Linked DNA regions of Homo sapiens: regions 1, 2, 3 and 5 are each linked to region 4. Evidence: chromatin contacts called from ENCODE Hi-C or POLR2A ChIA-PET data. All regions are on one chromosome and are shown on one strand. The core of a region is the stretch at or near the end of the contact, and the rest is flanking DNA. Distances in the headings are between cores, read along the strand shown.

Region 1 (2,700 bases), core at 50-2,549, 560 kb after region 4:
AGCCTAAATCAGGATCCCAGGGGCGGAGAGGGCCCAAGCTGAGGGGAACAGCAGGCCATCAGTGACTCAAAGGTCTGGGGAATCCAGGTCAGAGAAGAAACTGCTCCTGGTCCTGGTCTCAGAGCAGAGGGTCTGAAGGTGAAAGAGACAGCCCCGCCGGGTCCGAGGGAGAGTGACCAGGGCCTGAAACTAGAAGGGGGCTGAGGCGGCAGGGTGGGTCAAAGAAAGAAGTCTGAAAAAGCAAGTACAAAGAGAGGGGACACTCCAAACAGGCCTGAGTCCCTGCAGCAGAAGACCGAAGGCCAGGGTCCTAGGGAGTCAGAGGAGCTCAGGCCAGGGCTGGGGTTGGGAGAGAAAGGGATGCCCTGGCTGCAGCCGGGGCAGGATCAGACGGGAGAGAAGGCTCAGGTCCAGGTAGGGGATGGGTGGAGATAAAGCTTAGGCTGGGCCGGGGTTCAAGGAAGAGAGACGCCGCAGAGCAGGGTCCCAGGGGGCCGGGGACGCCTCATATCTGAGCTGAGGTTGAAGGGAAGACAGACAGCAGGTTGGGGACTCTGGGAGTTTGAGGCGACTCGGGGACAAGGGTCCAGACAGGAAAGGAGACAGTGACTGGCCCTGGACCTAGAGACGGAAAGGTCTACTGGGCAGATCCGAGGGGCCCCGGGAGGGGTCTGAACAGGGCCCAGATCCCAGGAAGTGCCTGGAAGGAGCTCTGGGCCAGGCTGAAGTCCCGAGAGCTGTCTTGAGGTCCCTAAGCCGGGCTGGGGTCCCCAGGGGCGTCCCAGGTGGATGCAGGTCGGACTGGCGTTCCGAGGGGTCTCCCGGGGGTCTCCGAGCCAGGCTGGGGGGTCACCAGGGGCGTCCCAAGGGGCTCCGGGCCCGGCCCGGGTCCCGAAGGGTGTCCGAGGCGCCCTGGCCGGGGTCGCGGATGGGGGAGGGGCGCCCCCGCCCCACATAAAGGCCCGAGGAGCGGCGGGCGCGCACAAAGCGGGCGGGCGGGCGCGGAGCGGGGAGGCCGGGACCGGGGAGGGCCGGGCGGGCCGGCGGGCGGGAGGGGGCCGGGCGGGCTGCGCAGGGGCGGCGCGGCCGCTCCTCACCTGATTGTCCATGGCTGGCGCCCCGCCCCGCCCCCGGGCCCCGCGTCGCTCGCCGCCGCCGCCGCCGCCGCCGCCGCTCAACGCCGCCCCGCCGCCCTCATTGTCTGTCAAGCGCCGCCGCCGCCGCCGCCGCCGCCGATCCCGGCCGCCCGCTCGCCCGCCAGCCCCGCGGAACCGGAAACCACCGCCAGCCCGGGTCGCGCACCGATCACGGGCCCCCGCCGCCGACTAGGGCCCGCCGCATCGACTGACAGCCACCTGGGCCAATCGACGGCGCGGACGGCCGCTTGTGGCGCGGGACTTCCTGCCTGGCGGGGGCCTGCCGGGCTGCGGCCGGAGGGACGAAGCCCGCAGCCAATGGGAGGCCGGGACCGGAGGGGCGGGAGGAGGGAGGGAGGGAGGCGCGAGGCGAGCCTGGCGGAGGGGAGCGCGAGGTGTGCGCCGCACGTGGAGGGGGGCGGGGGCGGGACGGGCGCGCGGCGCCTGCGCGCTGCGGCCCGCAGGGGGCGCTGCCTCGTGGCTGGAGCCTCCAGGGCGGGAGCGTCCCGGGGGCTGGAACTGAGGTTACGGGTTCGAGCCCTGTGGAGGGATCCCCCAGCCCCCCCGGTAGGGACACTTTTGTTTCCTGACCTCATGATGCTGCTATGTAATGGAACGAGCCCTGGGCTCTGGAACTGGAGATTAATTTTCTTTTCTTTTTTTTTTTTATGAGACACGTCTCGCTCTGTGGCCTAGGCTAGAGTGTACTAGCACGATCTCAGCTCACTGCAACCTCCACCTCCCAGGTTCAAGAGATTCTACTGCCTCAGCCTCCCGAGTAGCTGGGATTACAGGAGCTCGCCATTATGCCCAGCTAATTTTTGTATTTTTAGTAGAGACGGGGTTTTGCCATGTTGGCCAGGCTGGTCTCGAACTCCTGACCTCAAGTGATCCGCCTGCCTCAACCTCCCAAAGTGGAGATTAATTTTCTAATCTTGCATAATCCTTGGCAAACCTGGTCAGCCCCTTCTTCACCTTTCCCTGAGTCTCAGTTTGTGCATCTGTGAAATAGGTTGAAGAACAGTACTGTGTGATTCTTCATGCTAATTTGAATGATACAAATTTGAAATCGTGCTACATTCAAATGACCCAAGAGAGTCACATGTTTTCAGTTAGACACGAAGAATAAGTTCTGGCGATCCATCACACAGCAAGGTGACTACATAATAATGTAATTTTATATTTTAAAATTGCTAAAAGCGGCCAGATGCGGTGGCTCACGCCTGTAATCCCAACACTTTGGGAGGCTGAGGGGGGCGGATCACCTGAGGTCAGAAGTTCAAGACCAGCCTGGCCAACATGGTGAAATCCCATCTCTACTAAAAAAATACAAAAATTAGCCGGGCGTGGTGGTGTGTGCCTGTAATTCTAGCTACTCAGGAGGCTGAGGCAGGAGAATCGCCTGAACCAGGGAGGCAGAGGTTGCAGTGAGATGAGATCATGCCACTGCACTCCAGCCTGAGTGACAGAGCAAGACTCTGTCTCAAAAAAGAGAAAAAAAAGAAAAAAAATGCTAAAAGTGGATTTTGAATGTTCTCACCATAAATAATTGATAAGTATATGT
Region 2 (2,700 bases), core at 6-2,505, 640 kb after region 4:
CAGTAGAAGTCGGCCACACCAGGCTGGAAGCTCTTCAAGGCCAAGACCCAGGCTAAGTCCTCTCTGGGACCCCTCTTCCAAGATGAGCTGTGGGAACACTGCAGCTTTTTTTTTTTTTTTTGAGACGGTGTCTGGCTCTGTCGCCCAGGCTGGAGTGCAGAGGCGCCATCTCAGCTCACTGCAAGCTCCACCTCCCAGGTTCACACCATTTTCCTGCCTCAGTCTCCTGAGTAGCTGGGACTACAGGTGCCCGTCACCTCGCCCGGCTAATTTTTTGTATTTTTAGTAGAGACGCGGTTTCACCGTGTTAGCCAGGATGGTTTCGATCTCCTGACCTCGTGATCCGCCCACCTCAGCCTCCCAAAGTGCTAAGATTACAGGCGTGAGCCACTGTGCCCGGCCCTGCAGCTATTTTTAAAATAAGGAATAAGTGGGGTGTGGTGGCTCATGCCTGTAGTCCCAGCACTTTGGGAGGCAAAGGTGGGAGGATCACTTGAGGCCAGGAGTTTGAGACCAGCCTGGGCGACATAGTAAGACCCCATCTCTAATACATATATATATATATTTGCCAGATGTGGTAGCACACAACTGTAGTCCCAGCTACTCTGGAGAGCAAGGTGGGAGGGAGGGTTGCTTGGGCCCAGAAATTTGAGGCCACATTGAGCTAGGATGGCGCCACTGCACTCCAGCCTGGGCCACAGAGTGAGATTCTGTCTCAAAAAAATAAAAATAAATAAAGCAGAAACAGTAGAAAACGAAGACGAGGCCGGGCGCGGTGGCTCACGCCTGTAATCCCAGTACTTTGGGAGGCCGAGGTGGGAAGATCACGAGGTCAGGAGTTCAAGACCAGCCTGGCCAAGGTGAAACCCATCTCTACTAAAAATAACAAAATTAACCGGGTGCAGTGGTGTGCATCTGTAATCCCAGCTACTGGGGCAGCTGAGCCAGGAGAATGGCTTGAACCCAGAAGGCAGAGGTTGCAGTGACCCAACATCGTGCCACCGCACTCCAGCCTGGGTGACAGAGCAAGACTCCGTCTCAAAAAAAAAAAAAAAAGAAGACGAATTGGTCGGTAAGGGGACTCGAACTGGAGACTCTAAAACTTCTCCAGCCCTGCCCACTCAATTTACTTCATTGGCTCCTCCCTTTCAGGCTCCGTCCCTATCCCCGCCTCACCCTTAATGGCGCCCGCCCAGACTCCTGGAAGTGAGCGGCCTAGCGAGCGAGCTCCCAGGCGCAAAGCACGCCGGAAGCTGTAGTTCCGCCATCGGACGGAAGCCGACCGGGGCGTGCGGAGGGATGTGGCCCGGAATATTGGTAGGGGGGGCCCGGGTGGCGTCATGCAGGTACCCCGCGCTGGGGCCTCGCCTCGCCGCTCACTTTCCAGCGCAGCGGCCGCCGCAGCGGACACTCCAGAACGGCCTGGCCCTGCAGCGGTGCCTGCACGCGACGGCGACCCGGGCTCTCCCGCTCATTCCCATCGTGGTGGAGCAGACGGTACGGCGGCCGGGCGGGGACACGGTTCGGGGGCTCCGGGCTGGGTGGGGATCGGCTGGCTGCCCCGGCCCCTCACCTCCATCTTTCTACCCCCAGGGTCGCGGCGAGCGCGCCTATGACATCTACTCGCGGCTGCTGCGGGAGCGCATCGTGTGCGTCATGGGCCCGGTGAGCGCCCCGCGCCGGGACCCTCCCCAGGACTCTCCCAAGCGCCTGCCGACACTCCCTGCGCCCCTCCTTCCCTGGCCCCAGACTTTCCCTCAGGCTCCGCTCCCCTTCTAACCCCCTTCCCTCCCCTTCTGACTCCCCTCCTGGCTCCCGGTCCCCCAACCCGCTCCTCACCCCTTCTCTGCTCCTCGGCTCTTAATCTCCGACTTCCTTCCTGACACCTGGCACCGCTCCCCTCATTCCTACGCTCAAGACTCTCCCCAGCCATTCTCACCCCTTCCTTTCCTGTGTCCCTAGCCCCCTGACTCCCCCCTTCCTGTGCTCCAAACCCCCTGGGTCCTCTCCACTACTCTCTCCCCATCCCCTTCTGGGGCCTAAATTCTTCCCCATCCCTTTTACTTTGGGCTCTGGTCCCCCTTCCTGGTTCCCTGACCCATCCCCAGCCTCCCTTAAAACTCTCTCCCCACCCCGAATCTGGGGACACCCCTGCCCTCTCCACCTGCAGATCGATGACAGCGTTGCCAGCCTTGTTATCGCACAGCTCCTCTTCCTGCAATCCGAGAGCAACAAGAAGCCCATCCACATGTACATCAACAGCCCTGGTGAGCAGGGTCTTTCCTGGGTGCCAGGGGCACTCGTCAGGGCACACGGGTGACTCAGGGGACCAGAATCCCGGGTCAGGGATGTTCTCTCTCTGGGAAAGGGTGCAGAGCGTCAGAGTTCCAGAAGTGGCTTTAAACCACCAAAAGGTGCCTGTTGCTGGCTTTTGAGCCTCGGTTCACAAGTCAGGATGTGGCCTCTTTGATCCTGCACATACTGTTCTGCCAACCTGACCCGGCTGACATTTAAAAATTGGTAGATTTTAGGCCGGGCACAGTGGCTCACACCGGTAATCCCAACACTTTGGGAGGCTGAGGCGGGCGGATTGCTCGAGCTCAGGAGTTCAAGACCAGCCTGGGTAACGTAGTGAGACCCCATCTCTACAAAAAAAGTACAAAGATTAGCCGGGCAATGTGGCGTGTGCCTGTAGTCCCA
Region 3 (2,709 bases), core at 66-2,565, 580 kb before region 4:
AATATAAGGGCCGTGGGCTGGGGACGGTTGGCAGATCAGGCCCCAAGCAGTGTGTGGGGAGCCTGCTCCGAGCCCTGCTCATCCAGGGCTGTCTGGTCTCCACAGGAGTGCTGCCTGTGCAACCTGCGAGGAGGTGCGCTGCAGATGACCACCGATAGGAGGTGGGTGGCACCGCGCGTTGGGGCTGGAGGGCCGGAGGGGAGCCTGCCCTGGGCTGAGGCTCTGCAGGGTGTGACCCCAGTGCCTAGGGGTTGACCATCACCTCCACATAACCGCCCTGTGTCATGGATGGGGTGGCCAGGGCTGAGGAGGAGCATACGCCTGCACCGACCTTCCTGAAGTTCCCCAGGCCCTGACCCAGCCGACAGCCACATCACGCCCAGCCCCTCTGTGACCAGCCCAGGTCCTCAGAGGCGCACCTGACCCCGCTGCACCTGCCCTCCCAGGTGGATCCACGTGATCTGTGCCATCGCAGTCCCCGAGGCGCGCTTCCTGAACGTGATTGAGCGCCACCCTGTGGACATCAGCGCCATCCCCGAGCAGCGGTGGAAGCTGGTAGGTCCTTGCGGTCGAGGCCCACCCTGCCCGTGCCTCTAGGGCTGCCGGCCATGCTCGGCTCCCCACCTGCGCGATCTGAAGCGGTCTTTCCTCCAAGCTCTGCGTCTCCATGGGGGTGGTGGGCAGCTTTCAGGAAGCCAGTGATCCCGACTTCAGCAGGTGTGTTATTTTTTGAATCCTTCCCCGAGGTGCAAGGTACAAAAATCAGAAGGCATCAAGGGTGGCAGAGATAAGCAGGCCCCGTCAGGTGTGGCCTTGGGGGCATCCTCTGCAGAATCGAGCACCCCATGCAGTTTCCACCTTCCCACAAAAGCAGAGGCACCGCACGTGCCCCGACACAACCGGGCTGTCTGATCTTTGCTGTTTTTCTAATAATTATAACAAGCCTGGGCAACACGATGAGACCCCATCTCTATAAAAAAAATAAAAAACACTAGCTGGGCGTGGTGGCACACACCTGTGGTCCCAGCTACTCGGGAGGCTGAGGTGGGAGGATCGCCTGAGCCCGGGATACCCAGGCTGCAGTGAGCTGTGATGGCACCATTACACTGCAGCCTAGACAACAGAGCCAGGCACTGTCTCAAAAAAAAACAAACAATTGTAACAATGCTTAGCGTGAGATCTGCCCTCTTAAGAAGCATCTGAGGTTCAGTACAGCATTCACCACGGGCCCAGTGGTGGGCAGCAGGGCTCTGCGGCCCGCTCACCCGTCCTGTATAACTGACACTTCACACGTGCTAAGCAGCAGCTCCCTCCGCCCACCCCAGCACCCAGCACTCTGCTTCTGTGTGTTTGCCTGTGTTATAGACCCCACGTGAGTGGGATTGTACAGTCTTTATTCTTCTGCGACCGGCTTCTTTCTTAAGAGACAGGGTCTCTCACTCTGTTACCCAGGCTGGAGTGCAGTGGTGTGATCACAGCTCTCTGCAGCCTCAAACTCCTGGGCTCAAGCGATCATCCCGCCTCAGCCTCCTGAGTAGCTGGGACCACAAGCACGTGCCAAAAAGTTAGGTTAACTCCCAATTTTTTTTTAAAAGATGGGGTCTCACTATGTTGCCCAGGCTGGTTTGGAACTCCTGGCCTTGAGATCTTCCTGCCTTGGCCTCCTGGGTAGCTGGGATTACAGGCGCGAGTGGTGTCTTTCATTTGGCATAGTTTCCTCAAGGTTCATCCACATTCATTCAACCCAAATATGGCAGGAGTTCCTTCTTTTCCTGGCTCAGTGATGTGCCACCATGTGGATGGACGACGTTGTGTTGATCCGGGCACCCGCCGATGTCTCTGCCTTCAGGCTGTTGTGGGTTGCGCCGCAGCGGATGTGGGAGTGTGGTTGTGGTTTGGAGATTCTGATGTCATTTCCTGTGGATACAGACCCAGCAGTGGGCTTGCTGGACCGTCGGGCAGCTCTGTTTTTAGCACTGGAGGAAACTGCTCTCCCTTGCGGCTGGACGGACTCCCATCCGCACCCCCCGGGTGCAGGGCTTTCCCCTTCCCCTCGTCCTCACTCACACCTACCTTTGACTTTTTTGTAGCAGCCGCCCTAGCAGGTGCGAGGTGGTCTCGCTATGGTTTGATTTGTGTTCTCCTGGCGGTCAGTGACGCTGGGCATCTTTGCACAGTCCTGTTGGCCATCTGCATGCCGTCTTTGGAGAAACGTCTGTTCTGCTCCTTCGCCCATTCCGTGCCTGGGTTGCTTGGCCTTTTGTGGTTGAGTTGGAGGATCTCTGCTGCTCCACTCTTGGTGCACATTGAGGCCCCCCGTAGATGCGCGCAGCCACCTTGGGCGTAGCGGGGCCTCATCGTGGGGGCTTGTGAAGCTTCCTCCTGCTCTCAGCAATGATGGCCCCCCTTTGGGGAACCCCTTGGAGCCACAGGGCAGTCAGGAGTGGTCAGTGCTGGCCACCAGCTGGCTGTGCACTTGGGACAGATTCCTCGACCTCTCTGTGCCTCGGCCGTCCCTTCTGTGCTGTGGGGTTGCCACAGTCCCCGCCATGCAGGGTTGCAGTGGTGTGAGCTGGGCCCACTCCCTAAAGCATGGACCACCCTGTCTGAGCACTAGCAGCTGCTCAGGGCTTGTCAAATCTGCAGCCTCGCTCCCCCAGGCCCCCAGTGTCACCTACTGCATTTGATCCACACAGTGAGAGCCTGTGG
Region 4 (2,710 bases), core at 109-2,608:
AAGTATTTGTCTAAGAAAGGAATGAATTCTGATCCCAGTGAGGCTCGTAACCAGACGGCAGAGCGCCTGGGGCGAGGAGGTATTACAAAACTCGTGCCAAGTAAGGAGAAAACTAACAGCGCCGTAACACTACTCAGGTCCCTCCCGGCCCCGGATTTCTATGACCGGCGTTCTAAAGTGGATAATCCTAGGCTCATCGGGTTCAACTCCTCTCATCTAACGGATCCTAAGAAATCCGAAAGGGAGAGGACTTTGGCTCAAGGTTCCCAAGCTAGTGGTGAGCAGACAAGGATTCGAACTGCACCCTTCGAGAAACTTCATGTCTGAAAAAGTTGCGAAACACAAGGGCGCTCAAGTGATCCCACGGTTCAGCCCGCTGCTTGCACAGGTGGGAAACCTGAGGCCGAGGCGGGGACTCCCATTACCTCGATAATCTTGATAAAGCGCGGGAACACCGGGTTGCGGGTGATGGCGATGAGCGGCAGGTGCGGAAACACATCGGGGATCGTCATGGGCGTGAGCGCCGTTATGACCGGGCCTTCCCCGGCGCCCGCGCTGCCCCCCGCGCCGCCGGCTCCTTCCTCCGCGCCGCCCTCGGAGGCGTCCTCGCCCCCCGAGAATGCGCCTCCGCCGCGGCTGCTCGCTTCCCAAAACCCCCGCCATTGGCCCCCAATTGCCGGGCCTCGGCCCCACAGTGCCCAAGGAGGAGAGGCGTCGCAGGTCCGCTGGCCTCGGAGCAACCACGCTCCTGCTGCAGTGGGAACCCGCCCCCCGGCGGCGGCCAGCATCGGCCGCCGCAGCACCCAGCACCGCGCCGCTCCCCACAGTCGCACGTAGCCAGTGCTCGCCGCCATAGCCCGGCCATACTGGCGGCTCACACAACTCGCGTCATTTCCGCTCGCCGCGAAACGCACGTGACGCCCGGCGCGTGCCTCGGTACCCGATGGGCGCGTGGCTCGAAACAGCCGCTTCAGGGAGCTGGGCCTACGCGGAGAAGAGGGGGCGGAGTTCGAGCATCGGATCGTCTCCGCCTCTTCCGGTCTCCCACTTTATGCGCTGAAGGCCTTTTCCGGTCACGTGGAAGGCTGTGAGCAGGCGCCAGCGCCCGTACAAAACACTGGTAGTGTTGCAAACGCAACGTTTAGGAACTCATGAGCAGCCTGTGCACATGCTTAGGCGCGCGGACAACATGCGCATGCTCAGACTCTAGACTGGCCACGGGTGGCCGGGTGCGCATACTCAGGCTCTGAGCGCACTTTGGGGTGCGCGGATTCGGGCTTCCCGGGATTCGTCTGCGCATGCTCAAGATTCAGGCGGAGCGCCGGGCTGCAGTGCGCGGAGGCCCGCTCCCGGGACTCATTGATGCGCATGCGCAGGGCTTCAGCCTGCACGTACTCGGATTGTGCAGCGACTCCCCGTGGCGGTTGAGGGGCAGTGGTGGCGGCGGAAGCCCAAGTCGATGCTGATGTTGATGCTGGTGGCGGCTGTGACCATGTGGCTCCGACCGCTGGTCACAGCTCAGCTCTGTCGGTGGGGCTGCCAGGACTCCTGGGGCTGGGGTGCTGCCGGGGGTCGGGAGGGTGCTGGTTCATCTTGGAGCCGAGGCCTGCTCCCCAACCTCACTGAGGCTCCCCTTTTACTCTTTTTAGGAATCGAACTTGACGCCTCGCTCACCCTACTCCACCCCATCCTCCCAGCCCGATATTAAGCTCTCCTACCTCTTTTTTTTTTTTTTTTTGAGACGGAGTCTCGCTCTGTCGCCCAGGCTGCAGTGCAGTGGCGCGATCTCGGCTCACTGCAAGCTCCGCCTCCCGGATTCACGCCATTCTCCTGCCTCAGCCTCCTGAGTAGCTGGGACTACAGGCGCCTGCCACCACGCCCGGCTAATTTTTTTTTGTATTTTTAGTAAAGACGGGGGTTTCACCGTATTAGCCAGGATGGTCCCGATCTCCTGACCTCGTGACCCGCCTGCCTCGGCCTCCCAAAGTGCTGGGATTACAGGCGTGAGCCACCACGCCGGGCCTAGCCCTCCCACTTCTTTTTCTTTTTGGAGCCGGAGTTTTTGCTCTGTTTCCCAGGGTGGAGTGCAGTGGCGCGATCTCTGCTCACTGCAACCCCCGCCTCCCAAAGTGCTGGGATTGCAGGCGTGAGCCACCGCGCCCAGCCTTACCCAGCACATTTTGAAATTTCAGTAAATGTTAGGTTAGTGCATACTCCAACCTGCCATGGGGACCAGTTGCTGAAACTCCGTTCCTGCCCTCAGGGAACTCCCATCTGGACTAAACTGTCACATTCAGTAGGGACCTGTGAGCTGTATTCTTAGGGTGTATGGCCTCATTTGATGTTTACAGGAAGATTCATAATGATTCCTTAACCTTATTTTATTTTATTTATTATTATTTTTTGTACAGATGGGGTCTCACTGGCTGGGTGCAGTGGCTCACGCCTGTAATCCCAACACTTTGAGAGGTAGAGGTGGGCAGATCACTCACTTGAGGTCAAGAGTTCCAGACCAGCCTGGCCAACATGATGAAACCTCGTCTCTACTAAAAATACAAAAATTAGCCAGGCTTGGTGGCAGGTGCCTGTAATCCCAGCTACTTGGGAGGCTGAGGCAGAAAAATCGCTTGAATTCAGGAGGTGGAGGTTGCAGTGAGCTGAGATCGCACTCCAGCCTGGGTGACAAAGGGAGACTCTGTCTCAAAGGAAA
Region 5 (2,700 bases), core at 145-2,644, 670 kb after region 4:
TCTTCACTTGGAGAAAAGTGAGAAAATTAAGACTTAGTGACTATGACAGTTAAGCAACTATCACAACCACCAAGGTCAGGGTCAAGTTCTCTCACCACCCCAGCCCCTGACCCCCAGGACTCAGAGACTTACCTGATTCCACGTAGCAAAGTTGACTTTGTCGGCTGCATTAAAAGCCATGATGTTATATTTTTTGGTTGTATTCCTGGAGTGGATGAGAAGAGGTAGTGTCAATCCAATACAGCAATTCAATCATTAATTTAATCAGTCAATGCTATTGAACCATTAATTCAATCAACCACCCAACTGGATCGTTAATTCAATCAAATCATTACTTTAATTCAATCACTCAATTCAATTGAACCATTAATTCAATTCAATCATTCCATTCAATTGAATCATTAATTCAATTCAATTCACTCAACAAACCCACCCAGCTTCATTCAGCCTGTTTTGCCTGGCAACACTGGATACGGAAGACTCCAAGGATTCCCAGTCTGCCAGAGAAGCTAGACCCATCCTCTCCTGACCCCAGGCAGAAGAAGAGCAGATGGAGGGACGAAGATTTGGGGGAACCCAAGATGTGGAGATTATTGTGAACTCAGCCTTGGGGAGGAGGGAGGACAGGCAGGGAGTATTTCCTGGAGGAGGAAGATACTGGAGTTGAGTTTTGCAGAATCATCAAGAATTCACCCAGCAGAGTCACAGTTTAGGGGTTGAGGGGAGGCACTCATGGCAGAGGAACAGGATGTACAAAGGCCTGGAAAGGAAAGACAGCCTGACCACTTTGAAACAGGACGAGGAATATGTCCTTACAGCTGGCCTGGGCATCATGGGACCATATACTCCTCGAAGGTTAGGCCAGGGGGCTGGATCACCGTGTATTAATGCACTCATTCATTCATTCGTTCAAAAAAGCAGTGTTGTCCCCAGAGAAGCCTCAGCTTAATCCCAGCCCTGCCCTCCAAGTCTCTCCCGGTCTGGAGGGAGAACCACAGACAGGGCCAGAAATGGCTGGCTAAGAAGATCGTGAAGGTTTTCATTTTTGGGGGGTGGAGAGGAGTGGGAGATGGGGCTGGGGACTTACTTAGGAACTCGAACGACGTATTCAGTGACATTCTGGCTGCTAGGGCCCTGCGGAAAGAGGAAGCGGTGAGTGAGGGGTCGCCGAGGTCGCCGTCGGAACCCCCGAACCCCGCCAAATCCACACTCACTAGGGCCGCCATGGGCAATGGTCAGTGGTTCCGATCTGGTCCGACCCGGGTTCCTTTCGTCTCCTCTGGCGTGCGCGTCCCTCGATCCCGGGGAAGCCGCCGCTCGGTGTCGGGTCTCTGTGCCTGAGCGAGGACCCCAACCCTAGGCGCCTCTGGCGCTGGGAAAAGGTAACCGGAAGAGGCGCTCAAGCTACTCGGTCTACGCTTCTGCGGCCGCCTAACCCGGAAGCGAAACCCTCGAGCAGCCGCGTCGCGATGGCAACCTTCTTAGCGACTGTGGCCACCTCAGTGCGCAGTCACTTATGCTCCTCGGCGGCTATGGTCACCTCAAAAGGTCCACCGCGGTCCCTTTTTAGACTCAGCAAACCTAGGCCGAGTCTGAGATAAACTAACGGGCCTCTGTCGCTGGCGCTCTTGTATATAACGCGGTTAACTTCATCAAATGGGGGACCGCCCTCTCTCGTGACGTCAGCACCCAAGGACCGTGGGGCATCCTGGGTGGGAAGAGGGAGACGAATCCCCCTTGCGGGCTCCCAGGCACTTTGCGCATGCGCCTTGCCGCTCTGGACCTGGGGGGCCCAGAAGGCCGCGTCACCATAGCAACCGAGGCCTACTCGGGTCGGGTCGAACCGCCGCTTGGCTCCCCATGGGTCTGTTTGGGGTTCATTTCCTCCCCCTACCCCGAAGGGGTGGACCCCGTCATTCCCGCAAAATGACCGGGGCGGGGACCCTTGTGACGTTGAGCCGAGCCAGGAGGGGTCAGAGCCTGGGCGGGGTCGGGGCGCGACCACCCCAAGAGCTGCTGGCCGGATGGGTCTTTGCAAGTCCAAGCTGCCCGAGATGGGCAGGGCTCTGAGGCCCCAGGAGAAGGGTAACGTCGCGGGGGCGGCTGGCTGGCTTCCTGGGGGGAAGGGAAGGAAGCTGCCGAGAACAGGAGGGAGATGCAGGATCCCCTACCCCGTTCCAGGCATGCACACATCCCCCGAATCATGGCAGTAACACAACTGCGCATGCTCACGGCGCAACCATTCATTGCTCCACTTCGCAAATACTCCAGCACCTCCTGGGTTCGGGGCCCCGCAAGGTGAATCTGTCAAACCAGCTCCCCACGGAGGATTACAGTGTCCTCTCGAGGGTTACAGTGTCGTGGAAGAGACAGAGTCACAGCATGGGAATCTACAACCCAGGAAGGAGCAGGAGAAGCACAGCGGGGCTCTGAGGGCTCAGAGAAGAGGGGAGGTTTCAGTTGGGCACTGAGGGATGCATAGGAGTTGGCTAAGCAAAGGGAAGGCGGGCAAGACACAAAAGTTGGGCCATGAACTACAGACACCGTCGATGTGTCTGTTTTCATTTATTTCTCATCCACCACTAAATGTCAGGAACCGCCAACCCCTAGGAATATAGGAATGAGGGAGGCAGAAATAGTCCTTGCCCTCATGGAGTGTCTGGCTTGGGGGAGACAAGAACGAGTAAACGGCTGGGCACG

What was found. A loop is a pair of places that touch in the nucleus more often than their neighbours do. ChIA-PET counts read pairs that join two places held with the same protein, here RNA polymerase II (POLR2A). Pooled maps may share reads with other maps.
Region 1: a map of CD8-positive, alpha-beta T cell shows a loop between it and region 4 (8-fold over the local background). The contact joins the promoter of MLLT1 here to the promoter of CATSPERD in region 4. A Hi-C loop is called at or near these places in 1 of 168 maps with a recorded cell type or tissue (CD8-positive, alpha-beta T cell), 2 of 37 single-sample maps with no recorded cell type and 12 of 50 pooled maps.
Region 2: a map of naive thymus-derived CD4-positive, alpha-beta T cell shows a loop between it and region 4 (18-fold over the local background). The contact joins the promoter of CLPP here to the promoter of CATSPERD in region 4. A Hi-C loop is called at or near these places in 1 of 168 maps with a recorded cell type or tissue (naive thymus-derived CD4-positive, alpha-beta T cell), 5 of 37 single-sample maps with no recorded cell type and 14 of 50 pooled maps. POLR2A ChIA-PET finds 5 or more read pairs at or near these places in 6 of 52 experiments (BJ, OCI-LY7, T-cell and 3 more).
Region 3: a loop to region 4 is called in a pooled map, with 5 times the contacts of the local background. The contact joins the enhancer-like site here to the promoter of CATSPERD in region 4. A Hi-C loop is called at or near these places in 4 of 50 pooled maps. POLR2A ChIA-PET finds 5 or more read pairs at or near these places in 2 of 52 experiments (activated B cell and activated CD8-positive, alpha-beta memory T cell).
Region 5: a map with no recorded cell type shows a loop between it and region 4 (12-fold over the local background). The contact joins the promoter of GTF2F1 here to the promoter of CATSPERD in region 4. A Hi-C loop is called at or near these places in 2 of 37 single-sample maps with no recorded cell type and 8 of 50 pooled maps. POLR2A ChIA-PET finds 5 or more read pairs at or near these places in 2 of 52 experiments (BJ and Panc1).

What each region holds. Positions count from the first base shown.
Region 1 is chr19:6,278,676-6,281,375 of GRCh38, forward strand. It overlaps MLLT1 (MLLT1 super elongation complex subunit), which reads right to left and starts at 1,300. Exons shown (of 12, transcript NM_005934.4): 1 at 1,098-1,300. The coding sequence starts at 1,109. RefSeq lists an enhancer at 388-467 and a silencer at 1,268-1,697.
Region 2 is chr19:6,360,276-6,362,975 of GRCh38, forward strand. It overlaps CLPP (caseinolytic mitochondrial matrix peptidase proteolytic subunit), which reads left to right and starts at 1,256. Exons shown (of 6, transcript NM_006012.4): 1 at 1,256-1,497; 2 at 1,594-1,665; 3 at 2,171-2,267. The coding sequence starts at 1,300. It also overlaps a transcript of ACER1 not described here. RefSeq lists a silencer at 1,503-1,732 and an enhancer at 1,931-2,700.
Region 3 is chr19:5,137,516-5,140,224 of GRCh38, forward strand. KDM4B (lysine demethylase 4B) reads left to right here. Exons shown (of 23, transcript NM_015015.3): 17 at 106-161; 18 at 447-555. Among named protein-coding and RNA genes, the nearest start is that of PTPRS-AS1, 39 kb to the right of the region's middle. RefSeq lists enhancers at 1-228, 229-728, 1,751-1,850. Within about 2 kb of position 1,316, at least 3 of the 41 ENCODE cell types and tissues checked have a DNase peak (open chromatin) inside an H3K27ac peak, as active enhancers do.
Region 4 is chr19:5,719,279-5,721,988 of GRCh38, forward strand. CATSPERD (catsper channel auxiliary subunit delta) reads left to right here and starts at 1,359. Exons shown (of 22, transcript NM_152784.4): 1 at 1,359-1,530. The coding sequence starts at 1,460. LONP1 (lon peptidase 1, mitochondrial) reads right to left here and starts at 868. Exons shown (of 18, transcript NM_004793.4): 1 at 426-868. The coding sequence starts at 854. RefSeq lists silencers at 478-557, 688-737 and enhancers at 549-1,065, 1,018-1,117.
Region 5 is chr19:6,391,770-6,394,469 of GRCh38, forward strand. GTF2F1 (general transcription factor IIF subunit 1) reads right to left here and starts at 1,395. Exons shown (of 13, transcript NM_002096.3): 1 at 1,215-1,395; 2 at 1,088-1,134; 3 at 133-205. The coding sequence starts at 1,226. It overlaps MIR6790 (microRNA 6790), which reads right to left and starts at 1,214; the gene lies at 1,152-1,214. It also overlaps the pseudogene LOC390877.